Regions from separate parts of the Homo sapiens genome. Here region 1 is linked to region 2. A link is a loop called in an ENCODE intact Hi-C map of the cell type or tissue named here. Cell type or tissue: Caco-2. All regions are shown on one strand. Each heading gives the region's core, and the rest is flanking DNA. Links, peaks and the distances in the headings are about the cores only. Region 1 overlaps LOC124903356 (a long non-coding RNA gene). Region 2 overlaps FOXN3 (forkhead box N3).

The links. A loop is a pair of places that touch in the nucleus more often than their neighbours do. Peaks named below come from ENCODE experiments on the same cell type or tissue, not always from the same donor. Only the 100,000 strongest peaks of a DNase experiment are listed, where the experiment ranks them.
Region 1: it touches region 2 in a loop (5-fold over the local background); 4 of 110 quality-filtered maps call a loop at or near these places.

The regions. Positions count from the first base shown.
Region 1 is chr14:89,020,492-89,035,465 of GRCh38, reverse strand. It overlaps LOC124903356 (a long non-coding RNA gene), which reads right to left. Exons shown (of 2, transcript XR_007064297.1): 2 at 9,657-9,974. It overlaps LOC105370615 (a long non-coding RNA gene), which reads right to left and starts at 1,102. Exons shown (of 3, transcript XR_944128.3): 1 at 1-1,102. RefSeq lists silencers at 7,877-8,016, 8,037-8,246. In Caco-2, for the core only: a CTCF peak has its summit at 8,025 (motif pointing left); DNase peaks (open chromatin) are centred at 7,613 and 8,067; H3K4me3 peaks cover 991 bases.
Region 2 is chr14:89,230,906-89,245,879 of GRCh38, reverse strand. All of the region lies in intron 4 of FOXN3 (forkhead box N3), which reads left to right. Among named protein-coding and RNA genes, the nearest start is that of FOXN3-AS3, 110 kb to the left of the region's middle. In Caco-2, for the core only: no CTCF peak of the experiment used is centred there; no DNase peak of the experiment used is centred there.

The DNA of each region.
Region 1 (14,974 bases), core at 5,957-9,956, 210 kb after region 2:
AGGAGGGAAGCGGTGGTGAGAGTGAAACAGACAAGGAGGAGAGGCCCACAGAGCAGGGGCTATGAAGCCCTGCCAGCCAAGTGAGCCTGTCCTGTCGGGGGGCCTTGGAGAAATTGCGAGGAACGTGCCTGGGAATTGTCCATCTGAAGGGTGAAAGGCTTGACATTCTCTCCCACTGCCCATCCCCATCCTTTGATGCAAACTCCTTGCTCCTCCAGGCTGCACCTACTTTGGGGATGAAGCCCCTTCCTCCGTCCTGAAATTCAAGGGCACTGGAGATGGGGAGGTGTCCATCCTGGCAACAGCTGAGGTCAGAGGAAGGTGGAGGGGATGTGGCTTGGGCACATCTGCCTTGAAGATTTCCATTGTTATAGGATGGAATGAGAGCTCCACGAGGGAGGGACTGGTCAAGACCATATAAATATATTTGAATTAATACATAAGGATGGAATAAAATAATATTCTAAAATGCTTAATAATATACTGAAAATAAAATATCAAATGTTATTGTTATAATTATTAATTTCTCTTTATTAATAGACAGTGATGCTTTTCAAGAGGAATGGGAGTTGTTTGGGATAAATTTATAATATTTAGGCTTGTGTCTTTGCTTGGAAGATGCATTGTTTTGGAGAAGGTCAAAGTAGTTCTGGCCTTGAGCTACAGAATGAAAACTCGAGTTAGGCCAGACGTCTGGGTACATTGGAGCTTCTCTTTTGGCTTTTAGTGAAGCCACTGCCTTTAATACTCTCCGACATGTGGCTTGATAATTTTCTGAGTTGACCTGACAGTTTTAAAGCAGGAACAATGGGAATGTGTCAGAGAGAATTACCTGACAACCCCAGATGTCCTAAAATGGTGGTGGAACTGGGGACTTATGGAAAAAAAGTGCAAAAAGTTGTGAAGATGCCCCCGTGCCATCAAACTCAAACCCTACCCCAAGATGCAAAAAGTGGCAGAAATGTTTTTTATCCTGTAAATCCGCTCCTTGAACCATCTGAGCCAGCTTCAGCTACGTTCACCATCACATAGCTCCTGAATGAAGGTAGAGTCCCAGAACAGAAAGAAATGCAGAGGTGAGTGACAAGCGGTAAGGACTTCTTGTTTTCTTGCTAGACAAGGCCCAATGTGTAGAGCTGCTTTTTGAAAATCTTTGGTCTTGACCTGGATACGTGACTAAAATAAATCTCTTCCCCACCTTGCCTTAGAGAAGAAGGCACGCAATGTCCCCTGGGGAAGCCTGTGTACCCAGGATATGATGAAAAGAGAAAACAAAAAGCAATGGCTTAGAAGGAATGGATGGGACTGCCCATAAACACCTTGGTGTGGCTTCCTTAGCTTTAGAATTTCCAGATGATACAGATTCCTTCCCTCAGGGAGGGTGGCTTGGATATGAGCCCATTCTAGCAGTCACTTTTTGGTTTCTGAAATTGCCCAGCAAGTGTTTGCACACTACATGTGTCAACACCCTACTGTGTGGCCTCCCTGAAGACGACAGATTCCAATTTTCAGGCATTTGATTTCAGGCCTGGAGAGATGGGTGCCAGAAGCCAGCCGTCTATTTTCCTGTGACGTAGGGTGTACAGTCCTACCCACTGACCAAAACAAACACACCTGGCTCACAGTGGCAAGACGCAGCAAAAGAAGGCGTTTTAAAAATACATTCGCATGAGCTGCCTTGTCAATACTAACACATTCAGGAAGCTGAAGGTGGCTCCCGAGACGGCTATGTCAAGTCTAGCATTCAAATATTTAGTGGCCGAGTAATTACTGTAATAATTAATTTCCGTTGCTTAATCTAGCAATCAGGCATGTCACTTTACACATGGGAAAATGTTGGTCCCTGTAGGAACGTGTGTGTGTGTGTGTGTGTGTGTGTGTGTGTGTGTGTGTATAAAATACAGCCCAGCAATTGCTATTTAGTTAAGACGTGGAGATCAGTTTGTGGAATAAATGAGATGCTTTTAGTTTTCTTTGTAGTCATAGCTTTGGGAGAAAAGCAGAAAGGAGAATAAAGAGAACCAAAAATTAAATGCCCCAAACTTCAAATGCCATCTTTATGATAACTTTTCCAAAGTCGGGTTTGATCAAATGTTATAATTCGAAGCTTTGTAAATGAAAATCTGAAAGCAGCTGATCTTACCCAAATCCTGCCCTGGGCTTTCTAGAGCTGAACTGCTCAGTAGAAATATAACATCACTTAAAAATATACTCAAGAGAAAAATACTAATCGGATACTTTACATTCTTTTTTTCTCATGAGTCTTTGACATCTGATATCTACTTTGCACTTACAGCAGTAAGTGCAATTCAGTTAAAAATTCAGTTCCTTGGTCTTGCCACATTTCAAACGCTCAACAGAGATGTAACTAGAAGCCTCTCTATTGGCCAGTGCAGAGATACAGGATAATGGACAGATTCACCTCTGTGAAGCCTTCACTCAAACAGAGATGATGACATTGTCATACAGGAAATTGACAATGTGGTTTTGTGTATCCAAGGATGATTTGACTCAATTTAAGCATTTATTGGGCACCTTGATAGGCTGAAGTAGGCATCACATCTTTCCCATCCTTAAACCTTCCTTTTGCGTTAATTTTTGTGTGTGTTGGTTTTTATCTTCCCAGGGTGGAGTGCATAAGGACCCAGTACATGTTGGGTGAATGCCCAGCCCCATGCGTTGGGGAATACAGAGAAAGCCTTGAGATTGACTCTGAACTTAAGGACTTGCCATCAGGAAGAAGAGGCTGTATCAACACAAAATGATCGGAGAACATCATGTTAAATATGCTGAAATGGAAGGGAGGTCAATGCCAGTTGTATTTACTAGAGATACATTCTAGGAAACAATGAGGTCCTGAAAGTCTGGCTTGGGTTTGGGCAGGGCCAGAAGCAAGTCACTGGGGATGGGGAAATGCACTCTGGGGGCCCAGTGAGCATCCACCCTCCTCCATACTCTAAGCCTGACGCAGGCCAGCATTTGCGTTGCTCTAAGGCCAGCCAAAAGTCCAAGCCATTGTGCCTCAAGGGCGACCAGATTCTCCTAATGTCTAAAAGCCTCCATTTCCCCTTTTTGTCTTTTAGACTTTCCTTTCCTCACCCCCTACGGTAGTCATCAGTGCTGTGTCCCGAGGATTTCTAGTCCCCCACCTTGTGGTAGGGTTGCACTTCCTGGTCCGCACGTGATGGGTGGGGCATGTGACTGGTTCTGACCAATGATAGAGTAGAAGTGAAGTGAGTCCTTCCGGGACACAGCATTTAACTGTCAGTGTGGGACCATCCCAGGCTCTTTCAAGAACTGGCTGGCTGGGCTTGATGGGTCACTCCTGTAATCCCAGCACTTTGGGAGGCCAAGACAGGCAGAGGGCAGATCACTTGAGGTCAGGAATTCAAGGCCAGCCTGGGCAACATGGTGAAACCCTGTCTCTACTAAAAATACAAAAAAAAAAAAAAAACAAAAAAAAAACTAGCTGGGCATGGTGGCGGGTGCCTGCAGTCCCAGCTACTCCTGAGGCTGAGGCAGGAGAATGGCGTGAACCCAGGAGGCAGAGCTTGCAGTAAGCAGAGATTGCGCCACTGCACTCCAGCCTGGGCGACAGAGCGAGACTCCATCTCAAAATTAATAAAAATAAAAATAAAATAAAATACAAAAATTAGCCAGGTGGCGTGATGGCAGGCGCCTGTAGTCCCTGCTACCCAGCAGGCTGAGGCAGGAGAATCGCTCGAACCTGGGAGGCAGAAGTTGCAGTGAGCTGAGACTGCGCCACTGCACTCCAGCCTGGGCGACAGACAGAGACTCGGTCTCAATAATAATAATAAAAACAAACAAAAACAACAACAAAAAAAAAAAAAGAAAAAAGAAAAAAAGAACTGGCTTGAGGTGGTTCAAGCCAGTTCTTGAAGTAACTGCAATGATTAGAGCCTTTCTGCCCATGCAAAATGGACGTCTTGGGAGTCAGGAACAACACATCATTGTTGCTTTACAGTATCTCATTCCTGAGATGTGACTGAGCCCATCCTCGCTGATATAGCCCCTCCGTCCAGAAAGCACATACTCTTCTTGGGGTGGGTGTGTTTGGAAGAGGGTCGGGAAAGTAATGTCTCTCAACAGACATTCAGAATCAAGGAATGCCTTTCCCCTCTGCTAAGAGGACCCCCCTCCATGGTCATCAGAGATGTTAGTGGCCCCTTCCCAGAAATGGAGGCTTAGGACAAACCTACCTCAGTGCTCCTGCTGCTGTTCTGCCCATCCCAGGGAAGGCAGGCAGAGCCACTGGGAGGCAAAATGGGAAGGAGATGCAGAGACCTGTCCCAGAGAGAGAGCAAGAAGAGGACAGCGGTCTGGCCCACTGGTGGGAAGAAAACTAAAGGCTTGGAGCCAATGAGTGTCTTGATTGATTATGAACCTGCTGCCCAGACTTCCCTCTCCCCTGGCAGCCCTAAAGTTGCCTCCCAGGCACCCCCCTTCCTTTGCTTCACCCCTTCCAGACTGTCCTCCAGTCTGATTTTTACCTCGACAGGTATTGTACATTCAGTCAGCGACAGGTCTTATACACTCTCACATTCAGTTAATAAGCATGCACTGAAGGCCTGCCTCCTATGCGCTCATCTATAGGATAAATAACAGCAGGGCATGTAGTCCTGCCCCTAAAGCGTTCCATCTGTTGGAGGGGAGAGACAAGGAAAGCTAAAATTCCTGAAATCAGTTTTATGTGCCAGGATAGACAGGCAGAGGGGTTAGAGGAGTCCTTCACCCAGCCTGAGAAGTCAAGGAGGGCTTCCCAGCAGTGGTTGAGACAACAGCTGCTGGGCAGAGTTCAGGGAGAGACACTCCAGGTGAACACAGCAAGGAGAGTAAATGTGCAAAGGAATGAAGCTGAGAAAGCTGAGCTGGGCCCGTTTGGAGAGTGTGACGTGGCTGGGATGAGTGGCACAGGAGGTGTGTGGGTACACAGTCAGATATGAGGCTGGAAGGGAGGGAGCATGGCCAGGTCACCAATGGCCTGGCGGTCACCGTGGCAATGGTGATGCACAGAAGCCAGTGAAGAGCTGTTGCAGAGATTTAAGTAAAGGGATCCCTGAATCAGCCTTGCATGTAGTTGGGGAGGGGAAAGAAGTTAGGTGTGATCTGGCCAGGCAGGAAGAGACTTTTTGTGTGTATTTGTGTGTTTGGGTGTTTGTTGGTGTTAAGCAGAACTCTCTGACAGCACAGGTGCTATGAAAAAGACGGGCTCTGGAACAAAGCACAGAATGAGGGAGCAGGGCAGTGGATGACAGAATTTTTTTTACAAATTGGTTTGCAATTCAATTTTGTGCACGTGACTTTTTGTCTGGATGAGGGGCCAGGGAGCAGAGAGCAGGTGGGATGGTGAAGGGAGAGAACCACAAGACACACGAGCCTAAAGAGACAGAGGCCAGCTAAGGTGCAGGCACATAACTAATAAATAGCCTGAAGTGAGGAAGGCTGAAGGGCTCTGAAGATACGGACGTCCACTGTGAAATTTAAAAATGATCAGCGGCACTGCACTGCAGTGTAACCCCACTCCCAGTCCACTGCCCACCAATCCTCACCAGATGTACCTTCCCTTCTGTGTTGATATGGGTCAGAAAGAGGGAACAATCATGAAGCATGAGATGCAAAGTGGAGCCAGAGAAGTCAGGAGAAGTAAGAAATGGGGGTCTGGGGTGATAAGAATCAAGGAAGGTCCCACCACTGAGGACTTTTGGAGATGGAGCAGGGTTTCTATCCCATGTTCAATGGGGCTCAAGCCAAATTCCTTTAAAGTAATAAAGGAAATAATGAGCTTGGAGGTCAATAGCCACTTAGGCTATAATAATACTCTGGGAAAATACAAGGTAAAATATTGTCTACATTTACTTTTAAACAGTATAGATATAGGTGGTATATATGTATGTAAGTTAACTTTAAGTGATACACAGGGCAGCAAGGTGGAGCAATTAGTAAACATAGGAAGACCCAGGCTTCAAAAATTGCTTTCCAAGTCTTCCCCAGAGGGTTTGTTCATTAAGAACTACGAAAAAGATTTTTTTGTTGTTGTTGATGGTGAAATGGGTGGTGCTAATGGGTAGTGGCTAGAAAGATACACACAGAGATATCTCCATGCTTGCAAGAAAGTAGCATGGGAATCTAGTGCCCTAGGTTTACAACTGTGGTCCTATTCTCTCCTCTTCCCCCAGGGTCCTCCCCACAACACACTCAACAGAGGATTCTGTTACCTGATCAGATACCCGTTAGTTGATTCTGCTATCAGAATATTGTTGCATTTGCTTCAGATGAACCTAAATGAGAATATGCGCTGTAACAAAAGCACAAGTTCCCCAACCAAGTACTGTATAATACAGAAGTTTAAAGAAGATGGTTTGTTTCTCTCTTAAATAAGCATCTCTAGGTGAGAGATCCTGGTTGATGGAGCAGCTCTGCTCCATGCAATGATTCAGGGATCCAGGTTCCTTCCAGCTTGTTGCCCTAGTCTGCAGGGTCAGAGCTGAATTGTGACCTCTTGTCTGCAGGGTTGTTGCCCTTGTCTGCAGGGTCAGAGCTGAACTGTGAGCATTTTCCTACTTGCTGGAAGGGAAAAGAAGGAAACTCAGGAGCACTCACGAAACTCAGGAGCTTACATTTTAAGTTGAAGTACAAGTTTTAAGTTGTCTTTTAAGTCGACTAAGCTAGGCTATCTCCCAGAAGATCACCTGGGATTTGCATATATCCCTTCTGTTCACATCCCATTGACTCAAACTTCACTAGAGATCCACCCTGGGAGGAAGAAGGTGGCTCAACAGCATCCGCCTTAGATTCTATCACCATGACATGAAAGAGCAGGGGTTAGGGTGGTGGTGGTGGTGGTGGTGGAAGGGAGGAGTAGATTTGGAGCACTCTGCCTCAGAACTACAAGAACAGGCTGAATCTAGTTTTTGTGTCTGCTTATTAATAGCTATTGTATGTATGACAGAATTTGGTCTCAGAATTGCTTTCATGATAACACACGTGATGGGGACTTGGTCACTCTCAGCATGGAGTGGTCGGAATCACCAGGAGCTTGTTAGAAATGCCAGCGTCAGGCCCACTGAGTCAGAATCTGCTCTTCAGCACATGCCCAGGCTATCCGTGGGGAATCACCGTCTTCCCCATCTTTATCTGGTCTTGACTGTGTCCTCTTACATGGACAACTTTCCGTTGACTTCCATGGCTAGAAGAGCCCAGCCAGCACCTATGAAGTTGTTTGTCAAACTGACTAGGGACCCACTAGTGAGTAGTGAGATTATTTTAGCACCCAGCACTGAAAGGTAGAAAAGACACAGTACAGAATCAAAAAAGAAAACAGAGTGCATCACACTAATTAAGGTTAAGTGTCGTTTTCAGTTCTATATAGGTGTGTGTGTGTGTGTGTGTGTGTGTGTGTGTGTGTGCGCGCGCGCGCGGACAGGGACGTAAACAGACATCTCACTGTAGGTCACTGTCAAAAACCGGTAAGGACTGTGAATGCCACGGAGATAGAGGCTGTGACCGAGTTTGCAGAGCTGGGACACACAGCCCTGGGGTTGAACACCGCCTCTCAACAGTGTGGCCTCCGCCAATACCGAGCCTCATTTCCTAGCTTGCAGAACGGATTAACTCGGACCTGCCGGGTGTTGTGGCGGCTACTGGGACCGGCTGGGAATGAATCCCTGTGGCTCCTTCCCTTCCCCTTAGTCGCGCCCCTTTCTTCTTACGGACAGGAGAGTGGACTAAATGCAGATTCCCAATTCTTCGGCCTCAGTTTCCCTAAGGATCTCATGTGAGCGTTCAGGGTCCGCGTCGGCGATGCGTCCACCAGGCACGGGTCCCGCGGGGAGGGGAATGACCTACACTTGGCCTCGCGACCCTGCGGGCGCCCGGGTTCCAGGATGAGCCCCGGGCGTGGCTGGGGAGTGCGCGCGTCCCGGCTCCACCCCACCCCGGGCACCCCTGGCCCCCAGTCTCCGCCAGCGGGCGGTGCGGCAGCGCCACCGTGTGGCCGCGCGACATCAAAGCGCCGCGCCTCTGCCCGCTGGCGGGTCCCGCGCCGCGGAGCCGGAGAGCGACTTCCCCGGAGCTAGGGCGGTGCAGGAGGGCATCTGGTCCAGGTCCCCCGACACACCTCAGGATTTTCTTGCACTCCCCCCGCCCCCCGGCGGGGCTGCCAGCGTCACCAGTTACGAGTGGACGGAGCGGAGGCAGTGCCTCCCTGCCCTCGGTGGAGGGCGGGGCCGAGGGCACCTCGGCCGGGCCAGGCCTTCCCCGCCCGTCGCATCGTCCCATTCCGAGGTCCGGGTTCTGCGTCTACTCTTGGATCCGGCAGGTGCGGGAGGAATAATGGGCAGCACCCGAGGAGGGTGCCCAGACGAACGTGGATAACGGAGACGGGCAGCAGAGAGCTTCCCGAGCTCCTGTACCCAGGCCTTGTCTTTGGGCAACAACTGCCTCGCAGGTCCCAGAGTGGCCTCAGGTCCCCGGGTCGCGATTCCAGAAATCATCTCCGGGGGCCCAGCACGGACACGCTCCAGACCCGTGAGTTCCCCAGCGCCGTGCCGGGAGGTCAGGGGCGCTGAAAGAAGGAAGAATTCAGCCACCTCTCAGCATCCCTGTTACCTCGAGGACGCGCCTCTCCGCCAACCCCATCGTGGGCTCTTGCTCGCTGAGGCTCACCCTGGGTCAGGCACTGCGCTGACCCCCTCGGAAAAGAACCTTATGAGCATTTGACAATTTAGAGAGGAGTAAAATGAGGCAGAAGAGACTGAGTAATTTGCCAAGGTCACCGATTAATAAGTAACAGACGGGAACACAAGTCTATCTCTCAAGCCCATCGCCGATGGTTGAGACACAGCCTTCGGGTCTCTGTTGCTTCTCCACCCCCAGCCTTCTCCGAGGCGAGCTTATTTATTTATTTATTTTTATTTTTTGAGACGGAGTCTTATTCTGTCGCCGAGGCTGGAGTGCAGTGGCGCGATCTCGGCTCACTGCAACCCCCGCCTCCCAGGTTCAAGCGATTCTCCCGCTTCAGCCTCCCGAGTAGCTGGGATTACAGGTGCGCACCACCAGGCCCGGCTAATTTTTGTATTTTTAGTAGAGACGGGGTTTCACCATCTTGGGCAGGCTGGTCTTGAACCCCTAACCCCGTGACCCACCTGGCCTCTCAAAGTGCTGGGATTACAGGCGTGAGCCATCGCGCCAGGCCAAGGAGCTTTTATTGAGCGGAGTCGGGGAAGGCTGGGGATTTGGGAAGAGAACTCACATCTAACCAGAGCATGGGACTTCCCACTGCGCCCTGTGGCCGCCACGCCCAGGCAGGAGCTCCAGGCTGCATCCCTGTCTGTAAAATAGGAACGCAGGAGGGTTCCTGCCGCCTGTCTGTGACGCACGTCCCCTTCCTGCAGCCTCCCATCTTGACAATTTCAACTCTCTCACACGGAGGAAGACAGGCAGGAGAGGTTTCCATCGAGAGCCTGACTTTAATTATCCTGCGGGCTGGGAGGATTCTGGGATTGCCCATGGGGATAGTGTTCATGATTAAATCCACTTAATCTGGTGCAAGTTACTTCCAACTTTCTGAATCAGCTCTCTTGTAATTACTAATAACAGCGGATGACTTTTAAAGCACTCATCAAGTCTAAGCAGAATTCAAGATGAACAAATTTAGTGTTTACAAAAATATTGCATGTGGTAACATTAGACTCGTTGTCCATATAAGGAAATTGAAACACAGGGAAGTTAAGTAAGCACAGAGAGCCAGTGGCAAAGCCAGGAGTCACACCCAACCATCCAGGCTCCAGAGACCCCTTTAGCCGCTATGCTGCTGATGAAGACAAGACACCCAGAGCCTCTCTCCAGGTTTTCTGGAGTGCAGAGAGAACAAAGATGCACCCTCAAGGAGACACCATTTTTGCAACCGTTGTATCATAGTCCTCAATTTGTAGAACTAGGAGATTTTCTTCATACTGTTCAAGAGAAAGAAAAAAGGAACTTAAAAAGTAACTCTCTTTTGTGACTGTTCCTGAGAGTACTCTAAGGGAGGAAGATGTTCTCTGTGCCTAGAAGTAATAACATTTCATCATACAAAGATATATAGAGACCAGTATAAAGTCCCTGTTATCACCTCCTAAACACTTCATTCTTTTTATTCCGCATGGAAATATGCTTATGTTTTGAGAAAAGATGCCCATCTTTTTACAGCTTTTAAAACAGCAAAAGCAAAGACACCAAAATTTTGTGTATTTATGTGTCCCATAGCGTGAACGGTTAGGTTGTGTGGCAGATTGTATTTTCCAAGAGTGGCCACCACAATACATCACATTCCATATGCTCTTCTTAAAGTGTAACTGTGACATCCCTTGAACCTGGGTGGGTCTGGGCTGACTTCTTTGTATCCTCTCCCCTTGAACTTCAGTGAACTTTTGTGATCAGTTGATTGTGGCAGAAGTGATGATGAGATCATAAAAATGCCATGTGCATCTGCCTTGCTGTCTTGGGACACTTGCTCCTGGAACCCAGCCGCCATGCTGTGAGGAAGCCAAGCAGCCACATGCAGCAGCCACGAAGTAGGCGCTCTGGCCACAGTCCCAGCTTAGGTCCTAGCCAACAGCCAGCATTGATCCCCAGATATGGGAGCAAGTGTGTCCCCAGGCAATTCTGGCCTCCAGCTTTTCAGACACTCCAGCCAATGCCGTATGGAACTGAGATGAGCTGTTCCTGCCTAGCTCTGCCCAAATTGAAGATTCATGAGCAGAATAAGCAATTATTGTTGATTTAAGCCACTAAGGTTGGGAGGTTTATTACTTGGCAATAAGATGACCAGAACAGATTCTCCACACTTTTTTCACTATCGTGAACTGTTCTGCAGTGAGCTTCTTTGAGCATATTGCCTTCTGTACATACCTGATGGTTCCTCTAGGAAGACTTCTAGAAGCAGAATTGCTGAGCCACAGTATAAACCTCAAAGGGGATAGAGCAGTTAAGATGAATTAACAATATCTATGTCTAACAACATGGATCCATCTTGAAAACATGTTAACTGAAGTATATGCAAGGTATAAAATGATACAGAATAGTATTATTTATGTAAAATTCTAAGAACACTCAGAAAAAGGTTGTATTTTGTTTATGGAATCACCCATGTATGTAGTAAAGTATGCAAACATCTAGGAGAGTGATACACACAAATGGGTAAATGTGAAGCTTTAGCAGTGTCTGTAACATTTTATTACTTAAAAACAAAAACAACAAATACCTGAAGGTCCCAAGTAAATACCGCAGTGTTGACATCTGTGAAATCTAGGAGTGGGGATATATGAATATTGTTACTTAAAATTTTAACAAATATTTATTATATATGTTTGTATTAATATTATTTATAATTATGTGACTGTTTCATTATTTAAAAATGTAAAAAATCTCAACTCAAAATTATGATCCCAGTGATTTCTTTCTCTCGTGATTTTCTTGTTCCATATGTTTGGTCATATAACTGAATAACTGAGGCAAGACCTATGGCCTCTAATCAATTGTCTGATTATTCAATTCAAATACCTCCCCCTTTTCATTGTGCACCTTTCCTTCCCACCACACTCAAGGACTCTCCCTTCAAGAAACAATCATCACTCCTTTAACTTCCCTGCTTTTACGTGAGATAGTCCCTCTGCCTGGAGTAATAACCCCAGAGATTTGGTTTCACAGATTAGTCTCACACCTCAGGTCTCATTTGATCCTCACAAGCTCCCTGTGATAGCAACAACAGTTTCCCATGTAAGGAGTATGTTACATGTGCCTGGCATTCTGTCAAATGCTTTACGTGTGTTTTCTTTTTTAAGTAGTTTCTGCTATTCTTGTCCCTTTTTTGCAGACAAAGAAAAGTTGGCTTAAATGCTTGTTGCTATTATTATTGTGGTTTTTATTTTTATTTTCCCAAGATCTTGGTGGTTGAGCAAGACTCAGCCCCAGGCCTGTTGAAAGTCCACAGGCTTGGCCATTAAACGGTTCTGCGTACTGTGAGAAAGCTGTTTTTTGTTTGTTTGTTTTTAATTTCTCAAATTACAGATAAAGAAACAGATTTTAAGAGTGTTTCTCTCTCTGTCTGCCTGATGCATTATTAATTCTTGTAGATCCATTTGAACGTCACCCCATTTGGGAATCTCTCCTGCCAGTCCCTCCATCAGGGGTCCACACCACATGGCACATAAGGGTGTTTGCTCTCCTGCCTTCTCCTCCGCTGCAAGTAGATGACTGCTCAGAGGCAGAGCCTAGCCAATGTTCATTTGTATTCCCAGCACCTGGAATAGCACCGGATGAGTTAGGGACATCTAATCTTTTCAGAAATGAATCTTGATTGGCACCTGCCTTGCTTGAGTTCCTGAGCTACCTACATGCCTATTGACTCTCATGAGCAACTAATTCCACCTGTGCGCACAGGGGCACAGTTTGTACAAAATGGCCCACAGCTGTCCTGGTTATTTCTTGGAAACAAAACCAGGAAATCCCCACTCACCTTTCCTGAAGAAACCCAGCCCAAAGCACTGTCCAGCTGGAGAACTTAGATTCCCAGATGGATACTCTGAGTGCTCCATTAAGAGCAGTAATAATTGAACAACAGTGAATGTGTATTGAGCGTCCTTGTACCAGGGACTGTGCTAAGTGATTTACATAGATCTGGTTTCGCAAATACAATGGATCATTGCTTTTTTTTTTCTCTTCAGTGAAAAATTCTGGTTTCTATGTTAGCGAGCAATGCCCTAGATCAGAATTTGGAGTGGGGAGGGTGTTGAAGGAGAGATAGGATGCCCTAACATGAAAGCTTTGTCATGTTACTATCACTGGTGAGAAGACTTCTGGCAGTGAAGCTTCTCTGAGCTGAGTGTGGCATTTGTCATGCCCCGGGGGGCATGCATGCCATCTAATAATGCCATCATGCCATACTTTGTCAATATCTCTCTTCAAGCTGCATTAGGGAGTGACAGACAATATTGCGTGGGATGATCTGTGTTGTGACATTAGATACTGACAAAGTCTCTTTGATTAAGCTGGCGAATATGGCTTTCTCGTGAAGTTTTAAAAGAATATTGGGATGGCAGTGTTTCTTTTCTTTCAGTACCATGTTCAATTTACTCATTTAGACCCTCCTGTTGTGTTGTGGAAGCCATAAAGCCACACAGGGACAGCTGAAACCAGGGATCTGGGTGGCCCCTGGGCTCTGTGTTTCAGTTTCTTCTCTCATGAATGTGTTTGTGTCATTCTCTCCTGCTCAGCATCCTCCAAACATAGGAAATGTGGTGGTGTACAGGCCGGATAGCACGTCACATGTGACAGTTTTGCTAAAAGGTTGAGATTAGTCGTAAAGTGTCTTTATCAAGTCTGTTCTTTGTGACAAATAGTTTACCTGGTTCTGTGAAAGGCTCAAAGGTGTGGTTTCTGCCCTCAGAGAATTTATTCAGCTGGGCATGGTGGCTCGCACCTGTAATCCCAGCACGTCGGGGGCCAAGGCAGGCAGATCACTTGAGCTCAGGAGTTTGAGACCAGCTTGGGCAATATAATGAAACCCCACTTCTTTTTTTTTTATACTTTAAGTTCTAGGGTACATGTGCACAACATGCAGCTTTGTTACATATGTATACATGTGCCATGTTGGTGTGCTGCACCCATTAACTCATCGTTTACATTAGGTATATCTCCTAATGCTATCCCTCCCCACTCCCCCCACTCCACGACAGGCCCCAGTGTGTGATGTTCCCCTTCCTGTGTCCAAGTGTTCCCATTGTTCAATTCCCACCTATGAGTGAGAACATGCGGTGTTTGGTTTTCTGTCCTTGTGATAGTTTGCTCAGAGTGATGGGTGAAACCCCATTTCTACAAAAAAATACAAAAATATTGCCAGGTGTGGTGGTGTGCACCTGTGGTCCTAGCTACTTAGGAGGCTAAGTGGGGAGGATCACTTAAGCCCAGTAGGTGGAGGTTGCAGTGAGCTGAGATTGAGCCATTGCACTCCAGCCAGGGAGACAGAGTGAGACCCTGTCTCAAAGAAAAAAAAAATTACTCCTTGACTACCTAGGCAAAATAAAAACCTGTGAAACACTTACAAAACAATTGAGTTCAGTATATGTATGTCTTATGCCCAAGTTCAAATGCCCATGAGTAGAAATTAGAGGAAAATTATGGTCAAGATGAGAAAAAACCATCCCCCAAAAGGCAAAGAAAGAATCTGATCTGATTGCCATGAAAATTCAACTCTTGATCTCCCAGGACTTGATTATCCATGGTCATAGGAATCAGCCCTTGAATAGGACAGTTCAACTGGGGTCTAAGTGGAAGGCCAGCTGGAGTAAAAGGTGTGTGGGAAAGGGGTGCTCCTCTGCTCTTAGATGTCCCAAAGCCAGTGACTTGGCAGATCTTAGGTGTTCCTTGCTTGGGGCTAATGCTAAAATTAGTGAAGTGGCCCCAAGACTTTTTACTCCAAGCAAAACACTGGAGAGATTGTTAGGAAATTACACTGTTATTTCTACTGAAGAAGCATTTGACAAAATTCAACATCCTTTTATGATAAAAATGCTAAAAAAAAAAAAAAAAAACTAGGGATAGGAAGGAACTTTCTCAACCCTTTAAAAGATATCTATGAAAACCCCACAGCTAACATCATACGTAATAGTGAAAGACTGCTTTCCCCTTAAGACCAGGAACAGGAGAGGGATGTCCACTTTTGCCACTCCTATTCAACATTGTATTTGAGTTCTAGCCAGGGCAATTAGGTAAGAAAAAGAAATAAAAGGTATCCAGATTGGAAACAAAGAAGAAACATATGTAATGACCTTGTATACAGATAATCCTAAGGAATCCACTAAAAATTTATTAGAACAAACAAGTTCAGCAAAGTTTCAGAGTACAAAATCAATATACAAAAATCAATTGTATTTCCATATACTAGCATTGAACAATGAAAATAAAATTGAGAAAA
Region 2 (14,974 bases), core at 6,273-10,272:
TGGGGGATGCCAGATGCGGGATGGGGGGCTGATCTCACTACTTGGAGTATCTCAGGGGGCTGCCTCTCCGGCTGCGTGTCCTCAGGAGTTTGTTTGTTTAACAAGTCACTTGGCCCACATAGAATAAGCTCCACTTTTTTGGAGAAAAAGGAAAAATGTGAATTTTGAAGCATTCTTTTATATCTCTTTTATCTGAAAATTTCTTCTTTCTCACTCAACCACTTTTCCAAATGCTGGTCCTGATGGATGGAACAGGCTCCCCTTTTACTTTATTTCATAAGTGGTTTATAACCCTGAGGCTGAGAAACGATATAAATGAGGGGGAAAGAAGTATCCTACAAGAAATACCCAGTTAAAGAAAAGAAAACTGGAGAAACCAAGCCCCCATTTCTTTTTTTTTTTTCTCCAATGCCTTTTTGAAGCACCTAAAGGCCAAGGAATTTTGAAATGAGAACTCGACAGTGAAATGTTTCTCATTTTCAAACAAAGAAACATTTCTTACTCTTGGGTGTTTTGTGTGCAGAAACACTTTTTTGATATGTCATATTTAAAGGTGAGAATGATCCACTTGGTCAGTAGATCCGTGGAGCGTCAGGAAGATGGAAAGAGGAAAGGGCCCCGAATGACCCACCTGCGTATCTTTTGCATATGTTTCCAAAAATACAAGTCTGTTCATCATACTCGATTTTTCCTTTGTTTTTATTCACGTTTTAGCATTCCTTTTCTGCATTAAAAAAATGTATGCAGTCCTGCTGCTGCCTTCAAACTAGCTTTGTGATTTGAAGCTTCACTTTCTCATCTATAAAATTCATTCAGCAGCACCCACTGTGCCTTCTGTAGCACTTCCATCCACCTGACAGTATGTATCTTTGTTACTTCCACCACACCCCTAGAGTCGAAGGTCTGAGGACAGGGACTTTCTTCTTCATTCATTGTGCTATCCCCAGCATATCGAACAGTGCTTGGCATCTGGTAGGTTATTGGTTAATATGAGTTGAAGGAAATGAACGCACAGGTGCCCAGTGCAAAAAGAAAATTTGATGATTTCTAAGGAGCCCTCTAGCTTGAACATTTTATCATCGTGCTGTAGCCTCTCTCCAGAAACTGACACTGTTTTGTACGTATCTGAAGGGTAACCGGATTTTCACATTCCCTGATCTTAACTTTTGGTATGTTTCTCTTCTCTGTAATCTTAAGCAAGTTAAGTATGGGGAATCTTCATTCTTGTAGCTATAAGACAAGGTAAGTGGTTTTCCTTTCATCTTGTTTGAAGTGAAATTCTTATACTGGTCTTATCCTGAAGGGCCAATTTCTTTTTGTATTTCAGCTTTGATATTAGCATATGCCCAGAACCTATAGGAAATCAGTCAACAGACCTAGAAAAAGTCTAATAGCTTTGCCTTTTCATACTCTTCACACTTTGCAAGGTTTTCATGACAGTTGGTAGGTGAACTCTGAGCATATTTGGCCAGAGGCAGATTCCTGTGTCTCTTTGCTTACTAAGGATACAATAGGAGGGCTTATAGATGACATTTGTAGGTATGGCTTAGACGGGGAAATATTTGAAGGTTCCTGCATTATTTTGGGAACTTGCCTGAGGTTGCATTTGTATTATAAGGTCAAATTTAAAGGCAGGGAAGGCCGTTACCAATATCATGTATGTATGTCTAAGGAAATATTTTGTCTTTTGCAGGGACTTGATTTCATTTTGCTTGGTTTTCTCAGGGGTGATTTCACCTCAGTTCTGTGTAAAGAGGATTCCCAGATCTCTAGTATTAAGATTGAATGCCTATCTTGACTAGTTGACTAAGAGTTGGGTTTGGGGGTTGGTTTGTCTGTAGCTGTTTCCTCTGCAAAGCCACCTTAGCATCAGTGCAATGAGCTTTTCTTGTGGAGCCAGGGCTGAAGATAGCTTTCTATTGTTTTCATTCTCCTGCGAGTTGGAGCTTAGGGGAGCCCTTATGTGAACTGATGCATCCCGGAGGGAGGGCTTATGTGGTTTCATTGGCGGGCGCGATGCAGACGCAGCTATGTTTAGATTCTTCCCTCTCAGTTACCAGGTGCCCATTCATGCCACTCCCTCACTTCCATAGGTTGTGGAAAATGGTGAAAATAGGATTGTTGAGGTAATTTTTTGAAGCACTGTTATTGTGGTTGACATTGATCATTTGCTACTTCAATTGTATTCCATGATGTCAAATTTACTGTATTTACCTGTAGCAGAAGGAAGATAAACCCTCTCAGAAAATGAAAGGGCAGCATTATTATGTGTTCATGAAGTCATACTGTGGCCTCATTGGCTATCATTGCAGTCATCAAGGATACATTCTTCATAAAATAACACAATAAGGCTGATGTGTGGAGGTCACGGGTTGTCACAACTGTATCTAGGTTAAAAAATGTTGCTATCCACCCAGCCCTCCTTAAAAGAGGCTATTTATAATACAATGCGGGTGTTTGTGCTGCTTGCATCGGGCAGGCGCATCCTGAATGAAGAATTAGCTCTTTAAAAAGAACATTAAAAATAAAACTCATGTTGTAAAGATCTGACAGCCAAAAGAGATTGTGGGCTGTTGTAAATGCTTGCTTATTTCCCAAGGTTGCTGAGTTACTTGCTCTGGGTCATGAAATATTTTGATCTGGCAAGTAGGCTTTGCTTTTTTTAAAAAAATTTACATGTTCTAGATATGAATATACCTACCTACTTCCTAACAATCACTTGGCAGGCCCTTTGGGGATAGGAGCCCCCTCCTGGGAGGGAGGGTCTGTCTTCTCTCCTCCCTGCGTCGGCCACACTGCTGCCTCTTATTCCACCAGGCTCTGGCTTCCTGCATGGGCCATTCCACTTCCGTCTCCCATCAGGGGGCAGGACTCGGGGAAGAAACTTGGGCATAAAGAATGTGTAAATTACACCTTAATAAAGCTGTTAAGAAAAAATAAGCACCCCGATTAATGGACTGTGTCACCATCAGATGAATATTCTAAGTGATTTTTAAAAATAGCTCTTTCACGAGAGTGTTTTGGTTTGGGGTGTGTATTCTTGGATTGTTTTTATTATTTTTCTGCATAGCCTTGATAGGAAAATGTAGAACTCTGTTATCATAATACATGCAGTATTTAGATTGGATACACTTCTTGCTCCCCTTGCATTGATTTCCTACTTTTCTCCTTTGCCTTTTCCCGGTACTTAAGCATTAAGTCGCGGGCATTTTCCCAGTGTAATTGTTGATTAAGTGCTGCATATCCCGTGATGATTATGAGAAGATTACTGTATTCAGCTTTTAATCTTGTGAGTGTCAAATATTTTACTTTAGTGGTATCGTTATTATTATTATTATTCATAGCTCTTTCTGTTTGAGTAATGCAATCAGGCAAAATAAAGGTAATGCCACAAATTCAGCATTTTTATAGTAATTCTTTGTCTCAGAATGGAAAGTGCCACCTTCAGGCCATTCTCAAATACTGATGGAGATTTATACAGATAGGAATCAGAATATTTTAGGCTTCTTTTGGTTGCAAGTAACAGAAAGCAACAAGTTTAGGAAGAAATGCATATATATATATATGAGGGCAGGGAATCTATTGGAGGAAGTACTGTGGGTCTCTCAGGACCCCAAGGCCAAGCATGTATAATAGCTGGCGGTCATCAAGACTGGAACCTGGAAGGCTGCCAGGAACGCGGGCACCACTCGTACCTTCTCTCTGTCACTTTCTGTGTTCTCTTTGTTTTCTCTAATGCCATGTGCAGGATGATCAGTGGTCACCTTGTGGCATTCAAGCCAAATATCCTCCATGGAAGAGAATAGCTCAGGTGGCCTGGCTGTCTTTCAGTTCCAGTGCCCACTTCCCAGGAGCAACAGAAGTTCTGTGAATGGAGTCACTGAAAGCATGTGACCTACCTGGTCCTGACGCCTTGTCCGGGGGAGCAGCAGCATGGAGAAAAAACGTGGTAGCCAGGGGCTTTCTCCATGGGTGGGGAGAGGCAGAGCTCCGAGGGGAAGAGGCCCCCCATTGCGAGTGGGATAGACACCCCAAACAGAGCCCCATTTTCTGTTTTCTTGAGAGAGACAGAGACTCCAGATTCTTATCTAGCCTCCAGTGGCAACTTCTCATGCTTCTCCAGGGTTCCACGTGCTGTATCCCAGAGCCTTGACACTGAGGGCAGGAGCGTGGGATTCTGAAGAGAATCCCAAAAAACTATTTATAATCAACTGTCTGTTGCCTAGTGGGAGAAAAGGAATCATTGGTATGAACAACTCCAGTTACTGTTTCCACAGAACCAGCAGGCTTTCTGGTTCTTTCCTGAGGCACTCCGCTTTACATAGGAGGAAACTGAGATTGGAAGGTAAGTGTATCACCTGATGTCACACAGCCAGAAAGGAGGAAGCTGGGTCACTGATGCTGGCTGAGCCCAAAATGCAGAACCCACGTGTGTCTGTCTCATTCAGCCACCATGGTGGCTTTGGGTTGAATTTTCACAAGCTCACGGTGGCCACCTCATGAGCATGCACAGAGAGCAGTAGATAGTTAATAGGGAAGTGGCTGAGTAGAAGTTGGCCTGAAATGGAAAATTTGCTGGGAATAATTTACAGGCCAAGTAATATTTGTGAACATTCGTGTGAACTTAAGCTTGGCATGAGCTATCTATACAGAAATCTAAAATCGGTCTAAACGTTTGGGTTGCACTTGGAGCCATAGGCCATCGAAGAGCAATGCCGTTGTGTCACTTTGGTTAGGGAGTGTCTGGCTCAGCCACTACATGTCACTCAGAGGATGCCAGTGTCAGTGATATGGGGGGTAGCGCTAATTGGAAAATGGAGGCTTGTCAGAGTCACTGCTAACTAATAAAATCACTGGGAAGTGGGTGCAGTTTTTCCAAGAGTGATTATTGTGGGTGGCAAGTATTGAGTGAGGCGTAGAGGGAATAAAATCAAACTGTCTATACACATGCTGCTGCAGTGGAAAGAACCCTGGGCTGGGAGTCCTGGGAGCCAGGCCCGGCCCTACCCCTGGGCCATTCGTGGGACCCCAGGCAGGTTACTGCTCCACTCAGGCCCTTTCTCCTTTTCTTTTTAGTATGTTGTTTAAAAAAATAGTAATAAAAAACATTATACCAAAAGATATATAGTGAAAAGTACGGCATTCTCTTGTCAAGGAAGTACAGCTTCCTAACCTCCTCCCCGGAGGTAACCACGATGACCAGTTTCCTCTGTATCATTTGACAGCTGATGCCTTTACACAGCCCTGGATGTGTGTGGATGTTTACACAGATGGGCACAGGCCATGTGCATTATCCTGACTTTTTTTTATCATGTAGCTTTCTCTGTATCAGTGCATACAGATTTATTCATCCTTGTTATTGATGTCAGAGTATTTCACTGTATGGTTGTACCAGATGTATTCAAGCCACCACTGGTAGTGGGCATTATACAAACAGTGTTGCAGTGAATACTCCTGCATGTATCTTTGCACACATGTCTTCACTATTGGTTAAAAGTGATATTCTGTTGTTATTTATTTCCTTAACTGGAAAGGAAGTCCATTTGTATTTCTTTTTCTGTGTAGTTTCTGTTCATGCCCCATGCTCATTTTTTTTTTTTCCTATTGAATTGCTTTTTCTTGTTACATCATATTTTCCAAAGAGATAATGATCCAAGTGCTGGTCAGTTCTGGGGAAAGTGATCTGATTGGAGGTTTGCTGAGACCCATCGTGTGTCCATCGAGAAGTCTGGGTACCCAGTAAAAGGCCCTTCTCCATGTTTTTGAGGTGTGGCCATGGCAAGTTTTCAGCAAGGCTCATTCTGTACTTATCTTTTTGATACTTAGTAAAGGGATGTGTCTGCTCCACACAGAGTGGAGCTTTGACCAGTCACTGCTGGATGAACAAGAGGGAGAGCATGGCCTTGTGGGACAAGATTGTCTTTACAACCACTGGTCTTCCAGACATAAACTTGGGTGCAGACCCTCTTGGCTCCAGAATTCATGGGTCATGTGACCTTCTCTGGGTCTCAGTCTCCTCATTTAGAAAATAGGATCATAAGACTGGTGTTGCAAGGTGGTTGTGAGCAATAGAAGAACCATATATTTAAAGTAGCTAGCACATGATTGGTTTTCAATAATTGGTAGCTTCTAATATTAGTATCATTGATATGACTGTTATTATCATCACCATAAATAAAACGATTGACAGTAGAGGCATGGGCTAAGACTGAACAATTGGTTAATGCGGCAACCATGTTATATTGGACTTTGACTTCAGGAACCCGCTCCAAAGGATGCAATTTGGTGTGCAGGCCATCTGCATCTTTGCAATAAAAGCTTCTTTGCACCTATGTCTATTTCATTTGCCTTGTGACTCTATAATTTTCTTTCAGGCCTTGCACCTCTGTTGCTAGACATAGTACATAAATCCCATGCAGTTTCCTGGCCTTGAAAAGGGAGAGTGACTTGAAAGTACTCTACTTGAATTCTAAATGGGAAAGATGTAAAAACCGCTCCTCCCCCCTCCAAGAAATCTGAGGGACAGAAAATAGATCTTTCTCTCTGGATCTCTTAAACCCCGCTTACGAAATTAACAAAGGAAGATGGATGGCTGAAATAAGACTTCCAAAGAAGAGATGGGAACCTCCTAATTGATTCCCACAAAACTGCTGGTTATTTACAACTAGGAAAATTGCCTGCTTGGAGATACCAATTCAGCTCTTGTGGTTCCGCTGGCTTGACAGGAAACACTCTCTGCTCCTTGCTGAAAAAGCTCTGAGGGAAGAGGGGGGCGGAGTGAATTACATCTAACTGTTTAACACTATCTCATTCATAGATTTCTGCCTTTTCCCCCTGGTTGATCATTCGCAGTCTCTTTTTTAGTATATAATTGTTCATTTTAAATGTTCATGTGTGCTATAGCTGGGTGAATGTTAATTACTGGCAGTCTGCAATTATGTTGTCTGTTTGTCATTTCCGTGGCGGCAAGGGTGGTAAGCTAGAATTCTTCCAATAGCAAGAATTGTAGTTTATAATCTACCCCAAAACCATTTAGAAATGGATACATTTCACTCACACTCTTGATGTAGTTGAGTAAATGCATTGTTATTGATATTCATTATGAGGTTTTAAGCTCAAAAATCCCACTATACACTAACTGAAAGGCACCCAGTATTTTGGCTAATTCGTTAAACTCACAACCATTTTTTGAGTATCCAATATGTACTAGTTGCTTAGGACATACCTCTAAATGAACTAGATAAAAAATAAAATATTCTGCAGTTCTCTATGTAACTGTAGGGACTTCCCAAGTGACCCCTTAAGCCACTGTGTGGCTAGTGGCATTGAGTGTGTGTCCCGTAGGCTGCCGAACACTCCTCCATTACCAGCACTGTAATTGTGAGGAATATGGTAAGAAGTTAGAAGCCAGTGGCAAGTGAAGTTCTTATTTTACATTTAAGTCCTCCTCCGTGATAATGGCAGCTGAAACAGACTTGGAAAACATAATTTGAAGATCAGATTTGTTCCAGATGTCCCTGGTATCTGTGTGCAAATTAAATTGCGGTACATCAGTTTGATCCAGTCAAGAAACAGAGTGGGATTGGGAGGCATGTTTGTGCTGTAGGGACCGGGTAAACACAGTTACCATTGATGTTGCCTGAAGCCGCAGTGCCTCAAGGGGAGGTTCCAGCAACCTAGACCACAACTCACCTGCGGGGATTCCCAGTGTTGGGCTTCGTTCTGGTGCTGTGAGTATACAAGGATGGGAATTTGGAAAAGACTAAAGACTAAAGTTTCCTCCTTTAAAGGTAGAGGGTGCTGAAGAGCAACTCCTTAGAGGAGATCGGATTTAAGAGAACTTAGGTAGTTGGAAATACACTGACTTAAAAGGCTGGAGCAACATTACTGACTTCCCCATATTCATCCAACAACTTTTTTTGGTGCCCATAATGTGCTAGAGTGTGAACTAAGACATCTCTGCCATCGTACAGCACACAGCTCTATGGGAGAAACAAGACACAGCGTGGACAGATAGATAGATGTGATGTCATATAATATAATGCAATGTAGTATCATACAGCTATGAGTGCTACAAAGAATTATGCAGCAGAGTAAAGATCAAGCATGGCTGAGGTACTACTTTATTAATCCTTTCTAGTACTTTACTGTACTTCTCAATGTGAGAAGAAAAATTAGGGGGAGGGGTGGTCAGTTTTTGTTTTCCGGTTAAGCCTTTGCTTTGAGATGATCCTAGATTCACATGTAAGAAATGATACAGGCAGAGCCTGTGTACCCATTATGCAGTTTCTCCCAGCGGTAACATCTTGCAAAACAGTAGTGCAATATCACAACCAGCTTATTGACATTGATATAGTCAAGATACAGAACATTTCTATCATTTACGATGATAAATGCTTCGGAATACAATCACTAGTTCATAAGTTGATTGCATGTTTAGTTTTTTAACAAACCGCTAAACTATTTTCCAGAGTATCTGTACCATTTTACATTCTCATGAGCCGTGGGTGAGTGATCCCATTTCTCTGCATCCTTGCCAGCATTTGGTGTTGTCACTATTTTTTCATAGCCATTCTGAAGGTATTTAATGATATCTCATTGTGGTTTTAATATGAATTTCCCAAATGGATAATAATGTTGAAGGGGTATCTCCATGTGCATATTTGCCATCTGCAAATCTTCTTCTGCAAAATGTCTATTTATGTCTTTTGCTCACTTTCTAGTTGGATATTTGTTTTTTTTTCCCTGAAATGATGACAGCTTTGTATATATTCAGTATTGCCCTGCCACATGCTCTCAGTTGCTGATTTTGGTTGTTTGCCAAATGATCATGTGTCAGAGGGGGGCCTGAAACTTAGGTCCAGGGGGAATTTGTCTTCTGTTGTATGTAGACAGATGGTGGTGACTGATGGAAGAGAGAGGTTCTTAGAAGACCAGTGAGAATCTCTTTCTGGGCTAAAAGAGCTGATAAGTGGTGGGGTACATGTGGCTGGAATTTCTCCAGGTCAGCTCCTGGCATCAGGATGCAATGCTTGGTGGGCAGAAGATGGAATTCATCAAAGGGTAGAACTTCTTAAAGGCTTGGAACTGAGGCCTCCAGGCCAGAAAACTAGAGGCTTTAAGTGTCCCCACAGCTAGAGCATTTTTAATCTTTGGGGAGAGGGCATTAGGCCTCCCTATCAGGACAATGAAAGGCTCAGCTTCTAATCAGCATGTGCAAATTGGGAACAAATGAGCAGAAACCCCCTTCTGGCTTACTGTTAGCTCCCATAGCCCCTTGCCAAGATGCTGGCCCTCTCTAAAGCTCCAGAGTCCTCAGTGGTAGAGGAGGTGCTGGCTGCGTGCTACTTTCTTTTTATTTTTTTGAGACAGAGTCTCGCTCTGTTGCCCAGGCTGGAGTGCAGTGGCGTGATCTCGGCTCACTGCAAGCTCCGCCTCCCGGGTTCACCCCATTCTCCTGCCTCAGCCTCCCGAGTAGCTGGGACTACAGGTGCCTGCCTCTACACCCGGCTAATTTTTTGTATTTTTAGTAGAGATGGGGTTTCACTGTGTTAGCCAGGATGGTCTCGATCTCCTGACCTCGTGATCCACCCGCCTCGGCCTCCCAAAGTGCTGGGATTACAGGCATGAGCCACCGTGCCCGGCCTGCATGCTACTCTCAAAGGCTCCTTCTGGCTTCCAGTCGCTCTTGTGACCCTGACCAGACTTTTGATAGGTTGGGCCTCTAGGGAGATGTGCTTCTCCTTAGCTGAGAGCCAGGGGCCTAGTGACTACATCCAAGAAAGGAATGTATTTTTCATAGAGCAAAGCTTGCTTGACTTGGAGCCATAGACCCAGCCATGAGCGCCAGCTCTGCCACTCCTTAGTTGTGTGACCTCAGGCCAAACACTCCTTAACCTGCCTGGGCTTCAGTTTCTCCATCTGCTGCTATAACAAATCACCCCAAACCTAGTGGCTTCAAACAACACAAATTTATAATCTTACAGTTCTGGAGATCAGAACTCCAAAATCAGTCTTGGGGGGCTAAAATAGGAGAGAAGCCGCTTTCTTTCCTATTGCAGCTTCTAGAGGCTGCCTGCATTCCTCGACTTGTGGCCCCATCCTCCATCTTCACAGACAACCACAGCGGGTCAGGTTCTTCTCACATGAAATCACTCTGACCTCCCTCTTTCACTTGTGAGGACCTTTGTGATTACACTGGGCCCACCTGGACTATCTAATCCAGGATAATGTCCCTATCTTAATTCGAGCTGCAACCTTAATTCCCCTGTGCCATGAAATCTAACATAGTCACATGTGCTGGAGATCAGGATGTGGACATCCTTTGGAGAAGACATGCTTACTGCCATGATTGCCAGGACCCCACAGATGAAGCATTTCACAGTTCCAAAGACCTGCTGGGCGTTCAGGTGTCATCCTCTTTTTTGGAAACCTCCAGGGTCACAACGGCTGATGGTTTCCAAGAGCCGCTGGTGCTGATTGGGGTTGGCAGAAGCCCCTCACACAGGCACACTCCTATACTTTACTTTGTGTGGTTAGCTTATCTTCTGGGCTTTCTTTTGATTTCAAAGCAACATGGCATGGGGAAGGAGGTCACAAAGAGACAGTGAGGGAATCAGTAAGCCACAAGGTTCTAACAGCCCCTGGTTCCAAAGGGCCCTCTCCATGGTGATGTTTTCAAAACATCAGGCATTACTCTCCATTCTGTTCTTCTCTTCCTGCAGGTTTACTTTAGCACATACTTACAGTCACCTCCTATGGGCATAAGGATTAAATAAGAAATAGCCCACGCTCTCAGGGGGCAGTTGCCAGAGAGTGGGCAGAAGTGACCATAGTTCAAGGCATAAAGTTACGAGTATCATCAGGGAGCAGACAAAAGCCAGGAAAGGTCAGAGGCAGGTGACTTCATTTCTTGCTGCGGGAATTAGGGAGGTTGCAAGAAGGGCAAATTTGAGCGGGCACTCATAGAGTGAGTAAGACTTCAACAGCTGGGGATGGGGCAGCCCTGCTGGCAACGAGGGCTAGGTGGGCCAAGACAGGAAAACATAAGCATGTTCAGGGTAAGCACAATGCAGGGGTGTGTAGGGCTCGACTGGGGAGAGAACTCCACTTTCCTTACCAGCTCACACCTGTCCAACCCTTGAAAAATAAAGATCTTCTCCTTTACTCATGGTGGAAGGTGAAGCAGGAGTATATGTGTTGCATGGCAAAAGCAGGGGAGTGGGGGAGGGAGGGGGGCAGAGAGAGAGAGAGAGAGAGAGAGGATGCCACATACTTTTAAACAACCAGATATCATGAGAATTCACTTACTGTCACAAGGACAGCACCAAGGGGATGGTGTTCAACCATTCATGAGGGATCTGCCCCCCTAATTAATCCAGTCACCTCCCACCAGGCCCCGCCTCCAACACTGGGGTTTCAATTCAACATGAGATTTGGGTGGAGACTCAGATTCAAACCGTACAACAGCAGAGGCAGAGAGTAGAGCGATGCAGCCACAAGCCTTGGAACGCCAAGGCTTAAGAGGAGGCAGGGAAGGAGTCTCCTCTGCAGGCTTCCAAGCAAGCATGGTGGCCCTGCCAATGCCTTGATTTTGGACTTCTAGCCTCCAGAACTATGGTCATTAAAGTTCTGTTGTTTTGAAGAACTCAGTTTGTGGCACTTTGTTGCAGTGGCCCTAGAACTAATACACGTAGTACACGAAATACCCCTGTACTAGAGGAATTTCGTTGGGTTCTCCTTAGTCTTTCAGAGCAGTTTAGATGTGCCTGTTGAAGTCAACCAATGGCTATTAAGTGGTCTTTGGGGAGAATCTGATGATCCGAGGGGCACTGTGGCTTTCTATCCTGTATGTAGGTTGACGTCTCTGGGATCTACACGAGGGACAGAGTGACCTGGTGAGGGGAGGATGGAGTGAACAGGCACAGGCTCTTTCTGATTCCTTCAGGGACTACCTGTACAGCCAATTGTGACATGGTTCCCTTTAGAAAATAGGGACCTAGACTGGCGTCATGGGGTTTAGGCCAAAGGCCTTGAGTTCATTTACTCCAACTCCTCCTCTTGACAGATGATAAACTATCCCAGGGAGTATCTTGGGACCTACCCGAGGTCACTCTGCTAGTAGCAGAATCAGAACTTGAACTTGGAACTTGAATCTCACATCCAGATCACTGAGATTTCTAGAGACTCCAGATTCTGTGGTTCTCACTTCTGAAAATTTTCTTGGGCACAGAATTTTAAGTTAAACCATTAGACTGTGTTTACTGGGAGTGGAGGGGGATGACAGATCATAAAAAAGAAAAAGAAAAAAAGGGAACTGTTGACCTTCAGGAAAGGGATTTGAAAGAATGATCAAGTTTATATGATTTAAAAATTCATAGATACTTAGTTTTACTATGTGTCACTGAAAAATAATTTTCTACCCAGTGGATGGGAAATTCCAGCTCCTAGCTTCTTCATTCATGGACTCATCACACCTAGGTATTACAGAGTATAGAATTTACAAAATCAGCAGCCATTATGTGACCTCAGACACCACCAAGTTACCACTTTTTGCCTTTTTCTGACTTTCCTGTCCTCCTCCTGCAGGGTGAAGTAGAGCAACTAATGTTATTTCAGTTAGATTTCAGCTTTCCAGGCTTGCTTTAAATCACAAGAGTGGGATGCCGGGTAGGTTCATGATGGTCGCAGCATTGCATATACAGCATCTTGGTAGCTTTAAATCAATATCTCTCCTAAGGGTTCAGAAGAAATGTCACATACAAGGTACATTGCTTGCACAAGTGTCCTTTGTGTCGGATGCCCTCGAATGTAATTTCTATCAGTAAGACATAAAGGACACATGGAGAGGGATCATTTTGCTCGGCAGCACAGGCTGAAAGGAAGGAGGGGAGGTGGTTATTTTTTGTTGTTACTATGACTGTTTCTTGGGTTCCTCCAACAAAGAAATGCTGTGTGGCTTTCAAGTATCTCTCAGTGCAAATGCTTCCTGTCACAAGTGATCAGTGTCCTGCCATTTTGAAATGGCAGAAGTGGCTTTAGCAGCATTATGAAATTATCATTGCCGTGCTGGATAGCTGAGACCAGCCTCTCAGAGAAATTGACGCTCTCGCCAGCTTTCCTCAAATTATGTCTCGTAAGGCTGGCGCGCTGTCACTTTAACAAACTATCACCCTGAAATGGGGTTGCTCCATCCAGGGCTGTGGAAAAACAAGGTTAGAAGAGCAGAGGACTTGTCGATGGTGAGTAAGTGGGATTAGTTAAACCAATATTGAAAAATGGTTTGCACAACTCTGGGCTGCTCATGTTCCCTCTGAAAACGTGTGCTCTTTCAGCCCGCGTAGGCACGGAGACAGTTAAAGCTGCATCAGGACCTTTGTTATATAATCCTTCCCGGTTATATAATTAAGGGTCCTGTTTTTTCTTGCCCTGGTTTACATCGATTGAAATGTGGATAGAAGATTGCAACAGTTCATAGTCTCCTGTAATAGCCGAGGCAGTAATTTCATTGATTAAAGCACTCGGGGTCTATTGGTCATCAGTAACACTATCTGCAGAATGAACTATGTATAGGCGAACGGTTTGTGTTTGTAGAATATTAAATAAGTTTCAGACACATGTATCCTCCTACAGATGAGCAGTTTGAAAGAACTGGCCTTTGGAGTCTGACTTATAGGAACCTTCTGGGTTCTGCCCAGGTTACTAGCAGGTCAGAATCTTGGGGCAGGCCTAGATGTGGAAAAGTCCAATAAATCAGTGAGTTCTACATCCGCCATGAGGCAGCTCCTGTGGCTTTTTCCAGTCTTGGCCCAGTTTCGGTTAGGAAACGTGACACCCTGAAGGCAGATAGTATTCTTGGGGCTTAGCTCCACGCCTTCCCGCAACACTGAGCTTACCTGTCCCTGAAGCAGTGGCTGCTGGCACCATTGGAGCCTCTCCCAGCTCTTGCAAATGTCATCTCAGTGGCCATAATTTGCTGCCCTGCCATGCTCCCAGCCAATCGCTTTGAGCAGACCTAGAGATTAATTACCCGTGTGTTCCCCGCCACCACCTGCTTCCATCTGCTTGGTCTTGGAAGGATTGAACCATGGGCATGTCTGCCTTGTGCCCCAGCATAGAGGCACCGCAAGGTAGGCAGGTCCGATTTGGAGCACAGTATTGCATGGAGCGGCTGTACCATTGCGTCCCCTCCTTTTTCTCCAGATGCGAAGGTTCTGTGTCTGTCCCTTAGGGCCCTGGCTGAGACCTTCTGAATAGCTGCTGGTGCCCACATCCCGCTGTAACAGAAGTCCAGGCAACAGAACCACACTCCTCTGTCATACTGCCTGGCAAATCAGATCATATCCCTACTCTGCCCTTCCCTCCATAGTGGACCGAGACCCCTGCATTCTTTTTCAGTCTCAGCCACCCTCCCTCTTGGATCACCTGGCTTGTTAGCTCCTGGCAGCCCTCTCCTCTCCTGAGGCTGGGCCGGCTCTTGACTCCCAGAATGCTGTGTGGCCAACAGGCCAGCTAGTGTCTCTCTTGGCCAAACAGGAATTGTTTGTTGCAAGTATTTCCTACAAAGCAAGTTCTAACATTATATGGGATATGGGTAATTTTGATTTTCTTTATACTCTTACTGCTTTTGCTGAAGTTTTCCTTGGCGAACAGATACTTTTTTTTTTCATTAGAAAGAAAAGAGTATATTTTAAAAGAGCAGTTTGGGATAAGGAAAATAAAAACACATCATCTTTTATGTTCAGTAGAACAACAACAAAATCACCCCAGGTAAGTCAATGCAAAAAAATTAGGCAGGCATGCTTCTCCTCATCAAGTAATAAATGGCCTGTCACAGGTGAGATGGGTGGGATGTTATCATTATCATCAACCTCAAGTCCTGATGTTCCCGCAGAGCTAGTGGCTATGTGCTACTCCAGTAGACGCCATGGGGGATTTATCACAGGGTTGCTGCGAGGCTCAAATGAGAAAATAG